Linked DNA regions of Homo sapiens: all the other regions are linked to region 1. Evidence: chromatin contacts called from ENCODE Hi-C or POLR2A ChIA-PET data. All regions are on one chromosome and are shown on one strand. The core of a region is the stretch at or near the end of the contact, and the rest is flanking DNA. Distances in the headings are between cores, read along the strand shown.

The links. Hi-C counts contacts between places; a loop is a spot of excess contacts on that map. ChIA-PET counts read pairs that join two places held with the same protein, here RNA polymerase II (POLR2A). Pooled maps may share reads with other maps.
Region 2: a map of CD8-positive, alpha-beta T cell shows a loop between it and region 1 (27-fold over the local background). The contact joins the promoter of PLEKHB1 here to the promoter of INPPL1 in region 1. A Hi-C loop is called at or near these places in 3 of 168 maps with a recorded cell type or tissue (CD4-positive, alpha-beta T cell, CD8-positive, alpha-beta T cell and naive thymus-derived CD4-positive, alpha-beta T cell), 1 of 37 single-sample maps with no recorded cell type and 9 of 50 pooled maps. POLR2A ChIA-PET finds 5 or more read pairs at or near these places in 2 of 52 experiments (CD8-positive, alpha-beta memory T cell and PC-9).
Region 3: a pooled map shows a loop between it and region 1 (7-fold over the local background). The contact joins the enhancer-like site here to the promoter of INPPL1 in region 1. A Hi-C loop is called at or near these places in 2 of 50 pooled maps. POLR2A ChIA-PET finds 5 or more read pairs at or near these places in 2 of 52 experiments (WTC11 and activated B cell).

Annotation. Positions count from the first base shown.
Region 1 is chr11:72,223,517-72,226,477 of GRCh38, forward strand. It overlaps INPPL1 (inositol polyphosphate phosphatase like 1), which reads left to right and starts at 1,251. Exons shown (of 28, transcript NM_001567.4): 1 at 1,251-1,650. The coding sequence starts at 1,469. RefSeq lists silencers at 207-606, 1,157-1,516, 1,527-1,736.
Region 2 is chr11:73,644,870-73,647,830 of GRCh38, forward strand. PLEKHB1 (pleckstrin homology domain containing B1) reads left to right here and starts at 1,712. Exons shown (of 8, transcript NM_021200.3): 1 at 1,712-1,757. The coding sequence starts at 1,740. RefSeq lists enhancers at 1,277-2,195, 2,831-2,961 and a silencer at 2,571-2,790.
Region 3 is chr11:73,324,424-73,327,384 of GRCh38, forward strand. The region is part of intron 1 of ARHGEF17 (Rho guanine nucleotide exchange factor 17); the gene reads left to right. Among named protein-coding and RNA genes, the nearest start is that of ARHGEF17-AS1, 17 kb to the left of the region's middle. RefSeq lists an enhancer at 904-1,555. Within about 2 kb of position 1,415, at least 9 of the 41 ENCODE cell types and tissues checked have a DNase peak (open chromatin) inside an H3K27ac peak, as active enhancers do.

The sequences.
Region 1 (2,961 bases), core at 1-2,500:
CGGGGGCGAGTGCTAATAATACCCGTTCGTTCCGCAGCCGCGCTTTACAGTTTACACAGCTGTCACCTTCGTTTCTCCTTAATTAATAATAAAAATAGCCGCCGTTCGGGAGCGCGGGCTGGGCGCCAGGCCCGGTGCCGAGCGCGGTACGAGCTCGGCCCCCAGAGCCGGCCCTCGCCACAGGATCCCCATTTTCCAGAGCGGGAAGCCGACGCTCAACCCCGCGCCGCGACTTGCCCGAGGTCACCCAGTGGGCCAGCGGCTCCGGGACCGAGGCGCGGGGCGGGGTGAGGCGAGGCGCGGTGCTGCCCCCGGCTCCCCGGGGCGGCGCGGGGCGGGGCGGGCGGCGCGGAGGGCGGGGGCGCGCGCGGATGGCCATCTTAAGTGGCCGCCTGGAGCCCAGGGCCGCTGTCCGGGGAAGGGGGCGCCGGAGCAGCCCGGGAGGTGGGGGTCTGCGTGCGGCGGCCGGGATCCCGGGAGGGAACTTTCTACTAGACGGGCCAGGGATCCTCCTGGCTTCGGACTGCTGAACCCCCTCAAGGCCCGGCCTGCGGGTGTGGGGGGTGGTGCTGGGGAACTTGGCCGAGAGGGGGAAGGGCTCTGCGGGGCTGGGAGGGGCTGCGTGAGAGGCTCGAGAACGTCGCACCTCGTCTGGGCCCCCCGCCAGAGTAAGAATCTTCAGAAGCCTGGTTAGCCAGGGAATCTCCCCGCAGGCTTTGCCGGGGGACGGTTCCCGTGGAGTTGGGGGTTCAGATCTAAGAGGGGGCTGCATTTCGCAGGAGTTGGGGGCCCCGCCCGCTTGGGTGGAGGGAAGAGGATGGGTAGGGGGTGGTCCTGGATCCTTCGCAGGTTTGGGGAACTCGATGCAGCCAAGCTGTAAGGGGGACGAGAGGAAGAGCCATGGAGTGGAATCAGACCTTTATGGGGCTTAGGGGTCATATCATTGGGAGAACTGAGAAGCGCTGAATTCTCCAGGGGGTGCCTGGATCCCGAAGTGTCGGGGCCAGGATGGGGGGACTCGGATTTCGATGGGGATTTGGGGACTGGATCTCCTCGGGTGAATGATGGGGGCAGGATCATTGTGGGGTCTGGGAGGTCCCGGGCCCTTCGGGAAGGTGGGGGCACCGTCCCCGCAGGAGGAGCTGGGGGCAGGGGCGGCCCGGGCTGCGGGCCGAGCGGAGGGGGAGGGGGCGGCAGCCGGCCCTGCGCTCCGCTCCTGCCCCTCCCCCGCCGCCTCTGAACAAACTTTTCTTTCTCTTCAAGTTGAGGCCGGCGCTGCAGGCAGCGGCGGCTGCGCGGTGAACGAGGCGGCCTGCGCGGCGGAGTGCTGAGTCCCGATCCCCGGCTCTGTCCGGCCCACGGATCCTCAAGCCCGGGCCCCGGGCCCGGCCCCAGCCTCAGCCCTGAGCGTCTCGGGGCGGATGGCGCGGGGCGGCGGGGGCGGGCGGTGCTGAGCCCTGCGCGGGCCATGGCCTCGGCCTGCGGGGCGCCGGGCCCGGGGGGCGCCCTGGGCAGCCAGGCCCCCTCCTGGTACCACCGCGACCTGAGCCGGGCGGCCGCGGAGGAGCTGCTGGCCCGGGCGGGCCGCGATGGCAGCTTCCTGGTCCGAGACAGCGAGAGCGTGGCGGGGGCCTTCGCGCTCTGCGTCCTGTGAGTGGGGCGGGGGCTCCTTGCGGGCTGGCGTGGACCGGGAGCGCGGGCACGGCCGGGTGTGGAAAGGGCCCGGGTGAGGGTTTCTGGGGCGGTGGGACGCCAGACCCGCCTCCACCCCCCAGAGTGGGAGCCTTGGCTTTCTCCTGGGTCTGAGGAGGGACGCAGGGGCACTTCCTGCTGTGTGTCTGGGGGCACTTTCAGGAGCCTTGAGGGTAGAGAATATGGGGTTCTGTGGCCCAGTGTGACTGTGATGACGAAAAATTCGGGCATTCCCCGGCAGACCCCTTCAGGCATCCTCCAGGTAGAAGGGAGCAGGGGAGAGGATGTGCATTCCACGTTGTGTGCAGTCCCGTTTGGATAGGGACTGAGTGGTGAGCAGGAGAGGGAGTCGGGGCAGAGGGACTGACGGGGTGTGTGGGGATGCCTGGCAGCTTCCTTAGGGCCCCTTTCGGTGCTTTGGGGTTCTGCCTGGCCGTGTATGGGTGGTGGGGGCGGTGATGGGTGGTGTAGAGAGGAAGGCTTGGGGAAGCAGAGGCTGAGGCTGTATGGGACCTTGCCATTATTTCTGAACCAATGAGTGAGTGTTTGAGCCCTGGCTCTGGGCTTGAGCCCTGGTTACCTGGCTGCCCTAGCCCTGAGCTATGAGTGCTGAGTGAGAGCAGAGCCAGACTTGGTGCTTCTCTGAGTGGGCCAGGTCCTGTGGCTGTGCCTTTCAGCCCAGTGTGGTTGGTAGTGGTGCTGGGGTGAGTTAGCACTCTTGGTTTTGCAGCCTTCTAGCGGCTTTGTACCTCCTGCCCTGCAGTCTGACATTGAGTTGGCTTCTGTGGGCCCAGTGAGTGGGAATCTGTGGGGGCTGCTTTATTTAGATCAGTTATTTAGATCTTTATTTAGATCTTTCTTAGCTCTGTGAACCCCCTCCCAAACTCCTGTCCCACTGTACCTTCCTTACCCCTTTGTTCTCCTGACATCTTTGGTCGGGGCGCACATTAGCCTAGACCAGGGGAGACCTTTTTTTTTTTTTTTTTTTTTGAGAAAGAGTCTCGCTCTGTTGCCCAGGCTGGAGTGCAGTAGTGCAATCTCGGCTCACTGCAACCTCCGCCTCCTGGATTCAAGTGATTCTTCTGCCTCTGCCTCGCCAGTAGCTGGGATTACAGGCGCTCGCCACCAAGCCCAGCTAATTTTTGTATTTTTAGTAGAGATGGGGTTTCACCATATTGGCCAGGCTGGTCTTGAACTCCTGACCTCAAGTGATCCACCTGCCCCGGCCTCTCAAAGTGCTAGGATTACAGGTGGAGCCACCTCGCCCAG
Region 2 (2,961 bases), core at 462-2,961, 1.4 Mb after region 1:
TTGGCCTCCCAAAGTGCTGGGATTACAGGCATGAGCCACAGCGCCCGGCCATTTAAAATGTTTTCATAAGCACTTTTACTTTTGCTCAAATTGCATCTTGATATAAACTTCAAGTTTTTTAAAATAAAGATAATATAAATTATTCTCATTATATTATACTCTCTAGAAAATGTAAGTAGTAAATTTGAATTTGATGAGCCAGTCCACTATTTCCTAAACAATGTATTATCTGTGGGCTGTTCATTCACCAGGGACACTTGAAATGGCAAAATCTTTTCCTCTCTGCCAATGGTTCTGTGCACCATAGCCACAAAGAAATGTAAAAGTTACTTGTTGGCTTATTAGTCTCAATAAGTTTTAGTTGATTGAACAAACAAAGTCTCTCACAGCCAGGACTGCTGCGGCTGGAATTCCTGACATACTGTCATACCTCTCACTCGTCAATCTACACTCTCCTCCCATCTACACAGCTCTGGAAATTAAAAACAATCCAACCATGACTATCATGGCTTCAGAGGTCTATGAACTCCCAGGAATTATACGCAGATTTTTTCCTGAGGACAGTCTACACTTCCTTATTGGCTTCTCAAAGAGGGTCACTGACCAGCTTTTAGAGACATGGGCCAAGTCCGGCTACGTTTAGATTCGGTAGTAGTGTCTGTGGTTTTAGTTTGCCACGTCCTTTCCTCTTTTTTTCGTCATAGTGCCCGCTCTTTGGGAGGTAGGGGAGAGTCTTCCCCTGAAGTCTCCACTGCTGCTGGAGAACCTTCCTTTTTCATCTGGTTGCTAAATCCAGAGAATGAAATCTAGGAGATGATTGCACCGTCCCCGCCCCTCAACATGAAGGATGCCCCACTGCCCATCGGGGAGGGGAGCAGGGAGAGCTGGAGAGAGGCTGGGTCGGGGCAGGACCCAGGCGCAGATCCTCCGAGGCCAGCTGCAGCCCTACCTACCTGCCTTCCCGTCTTTCCCCTCCCTTCTTTTCTCCTTCTGTCTTTCCTTCCTTCCATATCTCTTTCCTTGCCTCTTTCCCCCTCCCACTGCTTCCTTTCTTCCTTCCACTGTGGAGGTGGAAAATTTAGCTAGGAGAAGCTGGGACTGGGACGTTCCAGGAACCAGACAGAGAGTGAGTTAAAGGCACAGAGATGAAAACGCGGTATGGGAGAGCTGGTTCTTGAGTCGGCTAAGAGGGGATGAACTCAATGGTTAATAGGATTGGCCATGGCGAATCCCTCAGCAGGGCACGCACCGCACAAAGGGCCGAGGAGCGAGGGTAGCTCGAGGTCAGGATTACAGAGACTCAGGAGCAAGAGAGGAAGGCTTAAAGAGCCAGACTGCGCAGCCAGGACTGGGGTGATGGGCGCTGTCCTGCCAGGCCAAAGAATGAAGATGTAGCCCCGCCCCCAACCTAGGGAGGAGGACCAGCCCGGTTCCTGTCCTGCCCCCGCAACCTCGCCCCGATTCCACTCCGGGAACCTCGGCGATGCTGAGCCAAGACCACTTCTGAATCAGGGATGACTTGTCTAGTGAACCTAGGGTCAGAGCCATCAGTTGGAAAGGCTGGGAGGAGCCTGGAGAAAGAGGGCGACCTTCCTTGGGATCTGTGCGCTCCCTCCTTGCCTCCCCCTCCAGCCTCCCACTTGGTAGCACCTTCCTGATCCCCTTATCTCTAAGGCGCTCAGGGAAATGCCCCGCTGCGGGAGCCTTCTGGGAAATGCTGCCCTGGCCACCCAGGAACCATGAGCCCTGCAGCCCCGGTAAGGAAGAGTTCTCTGGGACAGGAGGAAGGGCCCAGGGCAGGGTGGGCACCCTTGCCACATAGGGGACGGGACAGAAGTCTTTTAGGCCCTGACATCCTCTGGTCTCTGAATGACATCCTGTGGCTGCTGGTAGGTGAGGGTTTGCGGGGCTGAGCTATTGAAGGAAATGATCACAGTCCGAGGTGATAGATACAGAAAGTCTTCCTTTCTCCAGGTGGGCTCCCGCCAGTCCATTCTTCACTGTGCCCTAGAGGGGCCTTTCCGACCCCCTAATCACACACCTCACTCCTCATCTTGAAACTCCCACCCCCAGCTCCAGTCACTGCGTCCTAACATCCAAGCTCTCCGCCTGTCATGCAAGGCCTCTGTGCTATTTCTTTCCAAACCCTGCAGCTCTATCGCCTGACACTCCCGATGCCCTCCCCACCCCTGCGCTTTATGTTCTAGACACACGGAAATGCTGGGCACTCTTCAACATCCTGACAGTATTCATAGGGGAAATTTCGGGTCGCCTAGGAAACTGCCCCTCATCCTCCAAGGCCCCTTTCAGCCTCCTCTGGGAAGCCTTCCTGAACCCCTTGAGAAAAGTCAGGCTCATCTTTTCCATTGTTAAATCACACCTTGTGCTCCAATTGTGTGTTTCCATGTAATCTCCCTCACTAGACTGGAAGCTGGGGATGGAAAGGGGAAGCATCAAAAAAACATGCAAAACTAGGAGCTTGGCTTCTCCTTGCAACTTTACTTTTTCTTTTTTTCTAGGAACTGAGTTCAATGATTCTTAAGAAAAAGTATTTCATGATAAATGAGTGAACAAATGTCTTAATAGAAAAGTAAAATTGCAGGCGGGGCTGCTTCTGCCCAGCTCTACAGGGGTAGACTACAAGTCCCAGTACGCCTCGGGTCAGCATCTCTTCACGTCACTCCCCCTCCCTGGGGTGGGCAGGTCCGGAGGGCGGGGCCCGGGGGCAGCTGGGCTCTCAGGCGCTGCGGGAGGAGAGAAATGCCCCAGGCTCTCCGGGGCACACAAAGCGCAGGCGCAGCGGGTTGGGTGGCAGCAGCATCGAGTAGCGGCCGCTTAGGCAGCAACATCCGCAACAAGTGTAGACAAGGTGGGTGCATCAAGGGGAGGGGCTGGAAAAGGAGTCTGCACCTGACCCTCTTGTCTGATCTGTGTCAAGACCGTGGAGAGGGGAGGGAGCGG
Region 3 (2,961 bases), core at 165-2,664, 1.1 Mb after region 1:
TACCACCCATGCCTATGCCTAGCCCTATGTTGCTGCTGTCCTGGGGACCAGGCAGGTGGAAGCTGGCAGATGGGCAAAGGGTGCCGTCCCGAGTCGGCACTGATTGGGGGTGGGATGGGAAGCAGACACAGGCCCAGAGAAGGTGAGGGTGCTTAGCTCAGGTCACAGAGCCCAGAAAGAGAGAGGTGGTATTCAAACCAGGATAGTCTCACTGGGTTGGAGTTCAGACCCAGATGGTCTGGCTCCAGAACCCGTGCTTAGGCCCCTGGCTTTCAGGACTGCCTGAGTTGGGGGCAGTGCCATCATCAAGGTGGGCACAGAAAGAAAGGGTGGATTTTGCTTTGGACATAGTGATCCTACTGGATTCACAGTCCATGGTCTGAGTCCCAGGAACCAGCACATAGTAGTTGCTCAGTAAATATTAGTTGAATGGCTCAGTTGCACTTGAGAGGCCCTTGGGGAGTGGGAGGAGGTGACAGGCACAGAAGGAATGAGTGTTTCCTCCCTTTATGGGCCCAGGGACCCTTCTCTTGGTGCTGGAAAGCAGCTGAGGTGGGTGCTGGGCTTTCTGCTGGCGGAGAGAACTCAGCCCAGGAGTTTGGGAAGGTGGAGAGATGGGCCACGGGCAGGTGAAGGGGAGACAGGCAGGCCAGGCAGTGCAGTGCAGTCCCGTTTGCAGTATCTGGAAAGCAGATCTCTTGGGCCATGGCCGGCGTGACTCAAATGGAGACAAAAAAACCTTCCATATTTGGACAAAGAGCCCAGAGAGGCCCAGACCCGCAGCCAGCCCAAACCTCCCCCACCCCCAGCCTCCTGCCCTGTCTCCCTCTGGGCCCCTAGCCCTGAGTCCTGTCCCATGAGTTGAACTCTTGGGCCTCAGTCATCAGGTCGCTTCCTGTGTGGCCAGGCCTGGGCTGTGGGTGCTGGGGAAGAAATTTCGTTCCAGGGCTGGGCCCTGTGCTTGGGCTGGAGATGTAGAGAGGAGCCCTGCTGGAGCCTGCGGGCTGGAGGGGAGCACACTGAAACCAACAGTTCCCACACTGTGGGGTAAGCTGACAGCAAACCCCCACCCATCTCAACACAGGCAAAGCTTGAGGAGCATCGCATATAGGCATTGTACACACACACTCTCTCTCTCTCTCTCACTTTCTCACTTTTCAATCCCCAGCAGATTTCCATACCCACAAAGACATCTGTACAGATATCAGGAGTGAGGACCGAGCCTGAGACCTTCCCTGGAGCAAGCTTTGATGACAGCAAAGTTGGAGTAGATTGGGGCAGCCAGATGTCAACAAGTAACATAAACAGGCATTATCCATCTGGAGAGATGTGAACAGAGCAATTTGCTCCTGTACCACCCTCTGAGTGTCCAGCAAGGGGCGGGGCTGGGCAGTGGATGCCAGAGCCTGGTGAGTGGGGAGAGGGCCTAGGCCGCTTCCTGCCTGGGAGCAGACCTTGCTCCCATGGGACAGCCCAGCCATTTGACTGAGAACCGGGGTGTTCACTGTCATTGGTGGATTGACTGAGCCCTGACTGCACAGATGCTTCTACCTTTTCTAACTAGTCTTGGATAATTAACGCTGAAATAAGCTCTGAGTGGCGGGTTGGGGGAACCCAGGGGAACCTTTAAAATTCAATTGCACTGTGGCCCACTGGTGCCTGTATGTGCAGGGTTAGCATGGGGGCCGCAGGGTGAAGGAGAAGGGGTTCCTGACCCAAGAAGCCCCATCTGAGAACTGGGGGTCGAAGGAGGCCAAGAAGGGTGAGGGCAGGGAAGGCTAACTTAGGGCAGTGGCTGGAATCTTGAAGGACTAGCCAGACCTTGACAGGCAGAAATGAGCCAAGGCCCTTCAGGGAGAGAGAACTGCAAAGGTAGAGGCCTGTGATGGAGAAGCCCTGGTGTGTCTGGGGTACCATGAAAGCTCCCTGGTTCTGGAGAGGTCAGGTGGGCCCCGGGAGTTCCTAAAGGCCAGGCCTAAAAGCCTGGACTTGATCCCAGAGTGGTAATTTCCAAGCTCACGGCTGTAATCCCAGCACTTTGGGAGGCCGAGGTTGGGAGGCCGAGGAGGGCGGATCACCTGAGGTCAGGAGTTCAAGACCAGCCTGGTCAACATGGTAAAACCACATCTCTACTAGAAATACAAAAATTAGCTGGGCCTGGTGGCATACGCCTGTAATTCCAGCTACTCGGGAGGCTGAGGCAGGAGAATCGCTTGAACCCAGGAGGTAGAGGTTGCAGTGCACCGAGATTGCACATTGCACTCCAACCTGGGCAACCAAGAGTGAAACTCCGTCTCAAAAAATTAAAAAATAAATAAATGAATAAAAATAAAAATAGTGGAACCTTTTCTTCTAGAGGAATCTTGACACAGAAGTATAAAGCAGGCTGATCTCATTGATTTAAGTGAAAGTAGGGTCATGTCTGCCCCCTGGACCACATCTCACGCCATGTATTTCCATGGAGCTTTCAGGACTCAGTCAGGAAATCTCTGTTGTGGAAAGAGGGAAGCCCTCCCTGATGGGAGGCGTTAGAGTGAGACAAGCCTCTCCCTTCAGTGTCTCTGCAGGCTCAGAAGGGCAACCAGCCAGGCTCCCTGGGCAGGGGTAAACTCTGTTGGGGGCCAGGTCTCCAGACGCAGCCAGGATGATGGAGCATACCACCCATCCTTGGTGCTCCTATGAGCAGGCAGCACCTCCCACCCGGGGCCTGGAGCTGGCTGGGCCCCACTTGATCAGAAGGACAAACTGTTGGAGTGGTGGGAAAATCCTGCCTGCCCCCTGCTGACACCTGGAAGGACACAGGCCCTTTGAGGGAGGTAGGAGCTGGCAACCAGCTACGCTCCCAGAATGTGCACCCTGTCTCAGCCCAGCTCAGTCACACTGACAGTGGACAGGCAGGAGCACATTCTCTAGAGGTCCAGGAATCGTCCTGACTCCTGTAGGATGAGTGAATTAGGTTAG